Regions from separate parts of the Homo sapiens genome. Here region 1 is linked to region 2. Evidence: read pairs that join two places in POLR2A ChIA-PET (ENCODE). Cell type or tissue: GM12878. All regions are shown on one strand. Links, peaks and the distances in the headings refer to the core of each region. The heading gives the core; the rest is flanking DNA.

Region 1 (5,770 bases), core at 481-5,480, 570 kb before region 2:
AAATCAACTCTAAGTGGATCAAAGACCCAAATTAAGAGCTATAACTATTATAAAATTACTATAGTTATAAACTATGTTTATAGTTAGAAGAGAGCTAGACATAAACCTTTGTGACTTTAGATTAGGTAATGATTTCTTAAATATGACATCCAAAACACAACAAAAGAAAAAGTAGTTACAACTGGACTCGACCAAAATTTAAAGGCTTTTGTGGATCAAAGGACACTATCATAAAAGTGAAAAGGCAACCTAAGGAATGGGAGAAAATATTTGCAAATCATGTTTGATAAGGGTCTCAGATAAGGGTCCAGGATATATAAGTAATTCTTATAACTCAACAATAAACAATCCAATTCAAAAAATGAGAAAAGAACTTGAATAGACTTTTCTCCAAAGAAGATATACAAATGACCGATAAGCACACGAAAATATGCTCAGCATTATTCGTCATTAGGTAAATGCAAATAAAAATTACAGTAAGATACGATTTCAGCTCACTAGGAAGGCTATAAAAACACAAAAACAAAATAACAAGTGTTGGTGAGGATGTGGAGAAATTGGAACCCTCCAACATTGCTGATGGGAACGTAAAATTGTTCAGCCAATTTGGAAAAACACTTTGGCAGTTTCTAAAAAAATTAGAGTTATCAAAGGATCCAGAAATTCTACTAAAAGTACACTCAAAAGAACTGAAAATGTATGTCCACACAAACTCTTGTACACAAATGCTCATAGCAACATTATTCATAACAGCCAAAAGGAGGAAATAATCCAAATGTCCATCAATGGTTGAACGGATAAACAAAATGTGGTATATCCATACAATCGAATATTATTATCAAATCATAAAAAGGAAATGATACTTGCTCCAGCATAGGTGAACCTTGAAAACATTATGGTAACTGAAAGAAGTCAGTCACAAAAGGGCACATGTTTTATGATTCCACTTCGATGAAATGGCAAAATGGGCAAACCCATACTGCTAGAAAGTAGGTTAGTGGTTGTTAAGGGGTAAGGGAAGGGGAATTGGGGTATAAGGGGTTTCATTTTGGGGTAATGGGAATATTTCAGAAATGGATAAGCATCATGGTTGCCAAACACTGTGGTTATACTAAAACCACTGAATTATAATACCTTAAAATAGTTAAAATGGTGAATTCTGTTATGTGAATTTTACCTCAATTAAAAAACTTTTTTTTTGGTAAACCTTGGGCCCAGAGAAGGGGACTAGATGGCTAGGGGACCAGGATAGGAGGGAAATAATCCACTGTATACACTCTTGTGTCTTTTGAATTTTGTACCATGTGAATTTCTAAAAACAAAACAAACAAACAAAAAAAAACCCCAAAAGATTTTTTAAAAAAATTACTGGGCTTTCATTTTTAATGACAAAAGGTGACAAATTCCAGATTTGGAAATTAATGAACCTGAAACCAAATTTTGAAACTGCCCACTTTGAGGACCTTTAAAAATAGTATATCTTATTTTTTCCTGTGGGTGCATATGAATATCCCCATGTATAATCAGATCATCTCTCAAATCTCCCTTTCCATCCTAGATCTTAGAAAGTCAGTACTTCCAGGATGCAATTCTGGTATAGACACCACACTCTGCCCCTTGTGGGAAGGTATAATTATTCCCTTCTTTCAATCAGTGACAAAAGATAGTCACGTGTTATAAAATTAGACCCATTCACCCCCACCATGTTACTACAGGAGGTGAACTTTGGGCTGTTTCCACTGCTGCCTACTCTATGTTCAATTGAGCTGGATTGTGTGTGTGTGTGTGTGTGTGTGTGTGTGTGTGTGTGTGAGAGAGAGAGAGGAAGAGAAAGAGAGAGAGATTTTCAGAATCACTAAGAAACCTGGTGAAAATACAGAGAACCAGGCCACACCCAAGCCTGCTGAATCAGAATCTCAGCATCCCTGTGGGCAGAGCCAAGAATGGGCTTTTAAAATAAGCCCTGAAGTCTCCACCCTCATTGGAAACCACTGTTCTCTAAAACAAAGTGCAGTATTAGAAGCAGGTAAAAGGAGTCTGAAGCTAGGAGGCACCTTCTTTCATTTCCATACACATAAAGGTCTACCTCTAAGTCAAAGATACAGCCATTTACAAGGAGGATGCTGCCCAGGACTTTGCCTGCCTTGGGGCCTAAATTTCCTCATTTAAGGGAGCTAGTCCTTTGGGTGAAAGCCATGTAAAACATTAAGCTAACATCAGTTACTAACACCTCAGTATGAACCAAAGTATGAGTCTGTTTTCAAACCCATTAATGGACTGCAAGGTTCTTGCAGGCCAGGCCAAAGTAGAGGGTGAGTTTTAATGTCGGGTAAGATGAAGACAGGAACAGCAAAGCGGTCAGTGATTGCCACTGGCAAGCCAGAGAGATGCTCAAGGGCGTGTGTGTGCGTGTGTGTTGTGGGGTGGTGGTAGTGGTGAGGTCGTGGGAAGTTTGGAGTCTCACTTATGTATTCTCTGTGTAACAAACCACCCTAAAATTTAGTGGCTTAAAACAATGATTTATTGTTTCCCACAATTCTGTGGATTGTGCTGGTCTCACCTACGCTCACTCATGCAGCTGCAGTCAGCTGGTGGGTTAGCTGGGCTGGACTACCCTGGGCTCTGCTGGGATAACCGGAATGTCTGGGCCTCTTTCTACTCCACTAGGACAGTGACAGCCAGCTAGAAGTCACTCTGTAATTTGACTCAAGGATGTACCACTGGTAAAAAGCAGCACAGGCCTGGGATCCAGGTCTTTCTTTCTTTCTTTTTTTTTTTTTGAGACAGTCTCACTTTGTTGCTGAGGCTGGAGTGCAGTGATGTGATCTCAGTTCACCACAACCTCCGCCTCCCTGGTTCAAGCAATTCTCCTGCCTCAGCCTCCTGAGTAGCTGGGGCTACAGGTGCATGCCACCAGGCCCGGCTAATTTTTTGTAGTTTTAGTAGAGATGGGGTTTCACCGTGTTAGCCAGGATGGTCTTGATCTCCTGACCTCGTGAACCGCCTGCCTCGGCCTCCCAAGGTGCTAGATTACAGGCGTGAGCCACCGCGCTCGGCCAGGATCCAGGTCTTTCTAACTTTCATTCTTGAGTTCTCCCTAAAGCTCCACTTTACAAAAAGACTTTTGTAAAATAACTTATTATTCTCCTAATCATAATCTGTAAACTAAAATTAATTTGAAGATAGCTTTAGAAACAGTCAAGCATAGGCCTTTAGCACACGCTGGCCAAGGGATCTTTGGAAGGCTTATTCCCTCTCCCCTCATATTTATCAGAACCTTTCAGCCATTTGAGGAACAAATGCTTCTCTGAAAGTTTAAAAACAAATTCATCAAATCCTTTTTACCACAGAAAGTGAAATCTTGAGTAGTAACCTCTGGGACAACCAATTTACTTAGGGATATAACAGTTCAGGGAACAGAAATTATTTTAGATCCTATATCTTAGTTGTGAAAACAAATGGAAATAAGAATGCACAATTAATGCAAAAAACATAAAGAATTATGCTTTCAAAATGGTTTTAGAAACCTTAATTCCTCTTAATATAGAGATATTGAGAGCCTTTCAAAATATAATTGTCACAGATAAATCCAGGCCTATCAGTAATTTTAGAATAAATTTCCCCTTCCATTCTGCCCAGCTGAAATGTTTCAACATTGGTCCAGCCAAACATGTCTTATCTTCCAGAGAACAGTAAATATTACACTTTATCCAGGTGCTGATCTGGATATTGACTATGTGACATATTACAGTTTTATTAAGATATATTTTACATAGGATAACATTCACCCATTTTTAGTGCACAATATAATTATTTTTAGTAACTTCACTGAGCCATACAACTATCATCATAAATCAGTTTAAAAACTGTTTCATCCCTGCAATAAGATCCCTCATACCCATTTATAGGTGATCTTTGTTCCCAGCCCTAATAACCCAGACAACTGCTAATCTACTTTCTGTCTTTATAAATCTGCTTTTTCTGGATATCTCATAGAAATGGGATCATACAATACATGCTTGCCTGTGTCTGACTTCTTTTACTTGTCATACTATTTTTTTTTTTTTGACAGGATTTCACTCTGTCACTCAGGCTAGAGTGCAGTGGTGCAATCACAGCTCACTGCAGCCTTGACCTCCTAGGCTCAAGCTATCCTCCTGCCTCAGCCTCCTGGGACTACAGGCATGTGCCACAACACCTGGCTAATTTCTTATTTTTTGTAGAGATGGGATCTTGCCATGTTGCCCAGGCTTGTCTCAAATTCCTGGGCTCAAGTGATCCTCCTGCCTCAACCTCCCAAAGTGCTGGGATTATAGGCATGAGCCACCTTGCCCAGCCAGCATAATATTATTGAGGTTCATCCACGATGTAGCATGTGTAAGTAATTTGTTCTTTTTTGGTGCTGAAAAGAATTCCATTCATGGATAAGCCGCATTATGTCTATCTATTCTTCAGTTGATGGACATTAGGTTGTTTTCAGTTTGGGCCTATTATGAATAAAGCATCTGTGAACATTCATGTGCAAGTCCTTATGTGGACACATTTTCATTTGTCATGGGTAGATACCTAGGAATAGCATTGCTGGTCATATGTTTTATGTTTAACTTTTGGAAAACTGCAAAACTCTTTCCCAAAGTGGAATCGTTGATTTTTGAGATGAGGAAGATCATTTCCTGGTAACTGGTTTAAAATCCAACCACTGCCTCCTACAGGTCCCCAACCAGAAGCATTAGCCTGCACTTCAGTGGCCTCCAGTCTAGATTACAGGTATGAAGATAAGGTTTAAGGATGGAACTACTAGAGTTGCCATTGTAGCTGTCCCTGGGCAGAAAGATATGTGCCTAGGGAGAATTTCTATGAAAAATTATAACATATTCATATTTTTAAGGAATAGAAAAATAAGGCAACCTTCTGTAATTGAGAAAACAAATAAAATGTTTGTTATCTCTGATGTTTTACTGGCAATTTGCATATCATGCCCCTAATGAGAACAGCTTCCATTTAAAAACATCAATGTCATATTTTCCCTATCACTTCTAGTGGTTTCTAATGCTGGTGTTTATCTGAAACATCATATTTAATTGGAACCATATCTTCCCCCTCCCCCAAGAACCACTAATCAATAATTTGGATTTCTGTCTTCAGAATAATAATCGTATGAGAGTGTGTGGTTATTTTTCTAAATGAAAGATGAAGTACTTCATCTTCTAAGGGTCTAAAGACAGCAGATATCAAATGCCCAGGTGTACTCAAAAGCATGATTACTGGAAAATTCTTCCATAGGTGAAATCTGCCATGATGAAATCTGCAGCTGAAGTAACCAGGAAAGAGAGACAAATGGGAGAAGGGTAACTTCAAGTATATAGCAGCAAGCAGAATAAAGAGACCATGCTAAGAGAAATTAGGAATTGGCCGTTGGTTTGTTCTTTTTAGGATGTTCTAAATCCTAAAGTCGTCCTGAGACGAAGTTAAAAATGGAGTGTGGCCATTGGAAAATCATCATTTTTTGCAATCGACAAAGTAAATATTGATACAGACAAGAATTGTTCATGGATGCTAAATCTAGGAGGGTGAGTTTGATGAAGAGCTGGGCATTTGCATGATCTTTAAATGTCTACCCACAGATTGTTAAGTGTAAAAGAAAAATAGTAAGTATTCAGTGGAAAAATCAGACAAAGCTTTGACCAGATTATCAAAATTAACAGCACCAGCATGGGGCAGATGTGTGGTATTATGGCTAGGTGTGGAGACCCTGAATCTAATAGCAAGG
Region 2 (5,770 bases), core at 320-5,319:
TGATTTGATAGAAGAAGGCGGCCATTAAAGGCAGTCGTAAGAGGAATCCATCAATCAGCAGCTCAGAATTTGAGGTGAAGTGGGAGAGAATCAGAGAGTCGTCAAAAGGGCAATTAGTTTATCATCCTGCCAACGTGAAGACCCACTATTAGCCACTTGCTTCTCCTTTCTAGCTACATGTTCCTTCCTTCGTCTCCCTTCCTAGGATCTTAAAGTAGCTAAAAGTATGGTCAAGTTGGCCACTGGGACCTAAGTTTGACTAGTTAATTTCCAGGTATGGTTACAACCTCTCAAAAGCCTTCAGGACCCAGATAAATGGAAGAAATGTGTGAACTTATATATGTCAGAAAGTAGGGAGTCATGAGGTGGGTAGAGGAGGATGTCATGTGACTCATGCCATACTCTAGGAAAATGAAACTGATTGCAATAGGGAGGAGACAGAATGCTAAAAATGCACATCATGGTTTTCATCAAATCCAGAGGTTATTTTAAGCCACAGAAATGAACAGACAAGGATGCATTGGGATTTCAGACCTACTTCTGCAAGGGAATGAAGAGCAAACTGTGTCCTGATAATGACCCAGGAACAGTTCCTGTAAACAGAACAAGTTCTTTGAAGAGTCAGGCCAATTCAAATAGAGTACAGTCCTGGGACAGACACTGCTGTGGGACTTCACATAGAGTACAGTCCTGGGACAGACACTGCTGTGGGACTTCACATAGAGTACAGTCCTGGGACAGACACTGCTGTGGGACTTCACATAGAGTACAGTCCTGGGACAGACACTGCTGTGGGACTTCACATAGAGTACAGTCCTGGGACAGACACTGCTGTGGGACTTCACATAGAGTACAGTCCTGGGACAAAACTCACTTAAATGATTTTTTCCCCTGGGAAGATAGCGTCACTTCTGATAACTCCTTGAGAAATCTGAGCAGGTAAGCAGCATAGTAATGAAAATGAGACATGCTCCCAACAACTTGTATTAAAATGGGGGTGTCTGTGGCTTCAGTATGATCTTGATTTTCTGATTTCAGAATAGGTAATTTCACAGGAGACTTCACGTTACCTGTATATAATATTTATTAAAAATTAACCCTTCTGGCTATGTTTCTAATTATAAAGCATTATCTGCTCAGTGCAGAAGTTTGGAAAACAAAAAGGCACTATGGCAAGATAACCATTGTCAATATTTTCTCTTATACTCTTCTAGTCTTTTAAAAGGGTATGTACAGTATGTACATATTTCTATATATATATACACATATTTTTTTTGGATATGTATTTGGATATGTATATACATAAGATGAAATTTCTATAAAAGTTTTATTTAATATAACATATGATTTTTGTGTCTAGACCTACTGTTGTGTATGTATTTACACGTATCAAGGCATACATAATATTTTTGTGCTCAGCTTTGTTCCTTTTGTAGTAGGTAGGCACATTTTTTCATGTCACGAAATATTCCTTGTAGTACGAGCTTTGATGTTCAGGGAAACAAGGCATTTTGAATCTTGTAAGGTCTTTACATTAATTATGCTGTGTCACAGCACTTAATAACATCTTATGTGTGTAAAGAATTTTCATGTGAATTGTCTCTTGATGTAATAAGGATTATCATTATTCCCATTTTCTAGATTAGGACCGTGAATTTTTCAAAAAGTTGAGCCTTTCCCCAAGTGAGATAATCAATTGGTAAAATAACCAGTAACCTTGCCATTGACAAGTTGCCGTAAATTAGCCTTGAATGTCTGAGACTGGGAGACTGGCACTCAAATCCGGAAGTCCTGACTCAAATTCTCTATATGGCAGTGGTTAAGCTTATGAACTTTGGAACACACTTCCTGGGTTCAAGTTCTAGTTCTGCTGCTTATTTGGCCAAGTTCCTCAACCCATGCTAGCCTCTGTTTCCTTATCTGTGAAATGGGCATAATAATAGGACCCTCACATCCCCTGGATTGTGGATGATTAAGTGCATTAATCCATGAACAGCTCTTAGAATATGCCTGGCTCATACCAATTGCTATCCATATGAAGGCTTGCTATTACTAAAACAGGTCTTTTGTTTCCACTGAGCCAACTGTCACTTTTATGTGACTGAAACTTAATCTCCTTAATTTATTTTCCTCTAGCAAAGGTGATTATATATAAGACTCTAGCTAAATATAACAAAAGAAAGTTAATTTCATTCTAGAAAGGAATATGCACAGCTGTTAGCTCCCTTCTGAGAGGGCTCATTTTTTTCCCCAGAGGTAAATGAAAATTTAACTAGATGAGGGTGTTCACTTTTTAGAGGATTTTGGCTGAAACTGAAAGTAATATTGCTCATAGGTTTTGCATGGCAAAGCTTCAAACTATTTTGGGAGAGCAGTTTTTGGCTTGTTTGACTTCTGGTGTTGCCCCATCACCTGACTGATACTCTTGGCTAAAATTGCTGATGCTCTTGGCTAAAATTCCAAAGTGGAGGTCGCATCTCTCCCTTGTTAATCAGGGTGTTTAATGCAAGGGCTAATGATGTGATGTGCAACCACACCACAACTGTTAAGCCATGTGGCATTTGCCTGCTGTTATTTATGGTGAAGGCATTTATGCTTCTAGTTTTTTGAAGCACCAAGCTACATAGGAAATAATGCTCCAAAGCACTTTTAGAGGTGGTGGGTGCTAGCTTTGTGTCCGAATCCAACATTCGTAGGTCCAGTCTGTGAACAGCAGGATGGGGGAGGGGATAATCACCTGAGATACAGTTGAATCAAGATGTATCGTGTATTTGTGACTGTACAGAACAGAAATGTATATACTCACTGAAAAATAACGTGTTGTCACCAACACTGTAAGAGACTGATATGGTATCAACCAGAGCTTTTATATTTAAAAAAAATGAAAATGATATTGCTTGGCTTCTCTTTTGGTGTATAGATTTGGCTTGTTTGATTAAAAAAAAAACCCACAAAACCCAAAACTCTGAGAATTGAAAGCACCAGGTTAAGAAATACATAGCAATGGAGGAAAATCTTATGTGAATAATAAAAATGAGAGCTGTCATGTATCAAACTTACTGTGTGCTAGGCATAGCAGCTTTAGGGGCTAACCAGAGGTGTTGCACCCAGATGCCAGTGCACGAGGGACATAGAAACAAGCCTCTAGGTGAGATGATGTGGAGAGAACTGTGTTTACATGCTCCCCCACAATGAGTGTTGTATATGCTGCATCTCTTGGATCATATACATATATATATCCTATCATATGCATCCCTTGCCCATGATAGAGTAGTGATATTCCAAGGGGCTTGTTCATCCCATTCCTCCACAGGGCTGATATTATAGATATTTCACAAGTAGCATGGTATGGATGCAGCCCCAACAGTACAGATGCAGGCAACGGACACCAGCATGGTCCCGTTGGTGCTGGTCAGCTAAATACCATCCCTGCCTCTCTAGAGAAGTGATTCTTTCTCAGGGGCCGATTTGCCCCCAGGAAACTGTTGGCAGTGTCTGAGACATATCTGGTTGTCACAGCTGGTATGGGGAGGCTACTGGCCTCTTGTGAGTAGAGGCCAGGGATTTTGCTGTGCATTCAATACTGGACGGGATATGCCCACTCCCCACCCCAACAAAAAATTATGCAGCTTCCAAATGTCAATGGTGCTAATGTTGATAAACCCAGTTCTAGAGTGAGTCTCAGGCCAGACTTTCTTGTAAGAGGATGGTATGGCCAGCAGAGCTTTTCTTCTCTACTGTTGTCTCAATGCAACATGTAACATCTCTTCTAAATAAATTTTAAACCTATGTTTAAAGAATATTATTTGAAGGGACACTGATTAGCATATACTGGATATTCCTATATCTTGGTCTCATCCTGGCTAGGTCCTTGATCTAGTCCTCTGCTAAGATTTAAATGTGCTATTTCATTAGATCTGTTACATAATCCTATATATAACTAAAGGTAATATTGCTATATTTCAGAAAGCAGGAGAGAAAAATCCAAACCTCTGCTTATAGGTGAATCCCTTTTGGTATTATTTAGAATTAAATAGTATGGCAGTGGCCGTTTTATAACATGGTTGATTTTTCTGGAACAAGAAAATAAACTTATTTTGTACTCTGGAAAGGACTGGAGAACTAATATTTTCTTAGTATCATTTTAAAGCCATAGATTTAACAGAATTGACAAATATAATTATTTCAATCCTGGTTATTATGGAGAGAATGAGCATGTTTATCCATGCATGGAGTGCTTCCTGCCATGTAACAGGATGAGAGATGATATATTGCTATATGCAAAGAATTATAGCTTTTCCATTCCTGTCCCTGTATGTATGGGGACACAACACTCAGGGAATGTAGATCTTCTAGACTTCAGAGCCTGATTTGTTAGCTGGGTCTGATATTTCCTTATCTACTAGGTTGATTTCCTGAGGTTTGACTATAAGATCTGATCTTGATCCTATAGACCATTAGTTTTGAAACTAACTTAGGCTCTAAGTATATTAAACATATTAACTCATTGATATATTATGAATATTTCCATTTTATGGACATTGAAACTCAGGTACAGGGAGATAACTGTTGCATGTTACACCAGGCCTGAGCCTGGATTTGAACCTTGAGTTCACGCATTGTGATGTGCCATTCCTCTGTGCTAATGTGGGACAGGATAGCATGGTTGGACAGGTGCTTTGGAGTTGGCTAAAAGCCAGACATTGATACTTCCTTGTCAGGTATTCTAGTCTCTGTAAGTTGCAGTCTTCTTATTTATAAAATAGGAATCAACAAATATATTTTCAGTGTTCTACTTAGTACAGTTGATTCTTGTTATTTGCAGTTTTGTTATAAAGTCACCACAAACACTGTATTAGCAAATATTGAATTATTGCTCCTAAGAGAAATAGAAGGCTAGGGTCCTATGAGCTTGTGGTCATAACATTTTTGTCAACTCATTAATACATAATCTTGTTTTGTGTATCTTTTTAAAGTCACTTTGCAGTATATATTCTTGATTCACTAACATTGAACTAATGATCAATAGCACTCTTACCCATGCTTGAACAGAGCTTATCTAACACATGGTTTTTTCCCTCATACGGTATGACACATCCTTCTTGTGCTTGGGAACACTAGACAGCACTGCAACGCTATGGGTCATTCTAAGTGGCAAAATCACCAATAAAGATAACGAAAATGCAAAAAACATGGTACTAAATAGACCACAAAAAGGGCACTTATTTATATATAAAGGGTGAAACAATAAGGCAACACTCAAAATGGTTTTGCCTTGTTTGACCTCAGCTGTGAATGCACGTGTTGGGCTACTCAAAGTTTTCATTGTTTTGTGCATATCTGAGAATGACTGCCAAAATGCTATAAGTATTAACTGGAATCATAAGTAAATCTTAGTAAGCAGGTGAATTCACATATGCAGAATTTGTGAATAATCAAGGATGGATCCTATGTACCTACAGGGCTGTAATAAGGATGTGTAAACTAAATTATATAGAGTATGTTACTGTGAGCATGTGAAAGTATTCTACAGGTGGCAGCTATTTTTGTCACTTTAATGCCAAGGATTAAGTCCCTTTTCTTTTGAGTTTTTTCTGTGCTGGGCCCCTGTGAACTGGGAAGGCTTTCTTCCAGAGAAGATGTCATGGCTATAGGAAGCAGCTTTTATATGGGCTATACTTGACCTACTTGCCCTCTTCACTTAAGGATATGAACTAGGCAGCCCAGGGGAGGGATATATTGGATTGTGGAGGTGTACTGTAGAATGATA

The links. ChIA-PET counts read pairs that join two places held together with the same protein. Peaks named below come from ENCODE experiments on the same cell type or tissue, not always from the same donor. Only the 100,000 strongest peaks of a DNase experiment are listed, where the experiment ranks them.
Region 1: POLR2A ChIA-PET joins it to region 2 with 5 read pairs; 1 of 35 experiments calls an interaction of 5 or more read pairs at or near these places.

Annotation. Positions count from the first base shown.
Region 1 is chr3:4,925,992-4,931,761 of GRCh38, forward strand. All of the region lies in intron 1 of BHLHE40-AS1 (BHLHE40 antisense RNA 1), which reads right to left. Among named protein-coding and RNA genes, the nearest start is that of BHLHE40, 51 kb to the right of the region's middle. In GM12878, for the core only: no CTCF peak of the experiment used is centred there; no DNase peak of the experiment used is centred there; H3K27ac peaks cover 207 bases.
Region 2 is chr3:5,497,281-5,503,050 of GRCh38, forward strand. No RefSeq gene overlaps it. Among named protein-coding and RNA genes, the nearest start is that of MIR4790, 250 kb to the left of the region's middle. In GM12878, for the core only: no CTCF peak of the experiment used is centred there; DNase peaks (open chromatin) are centred at 1,881 and 2,281.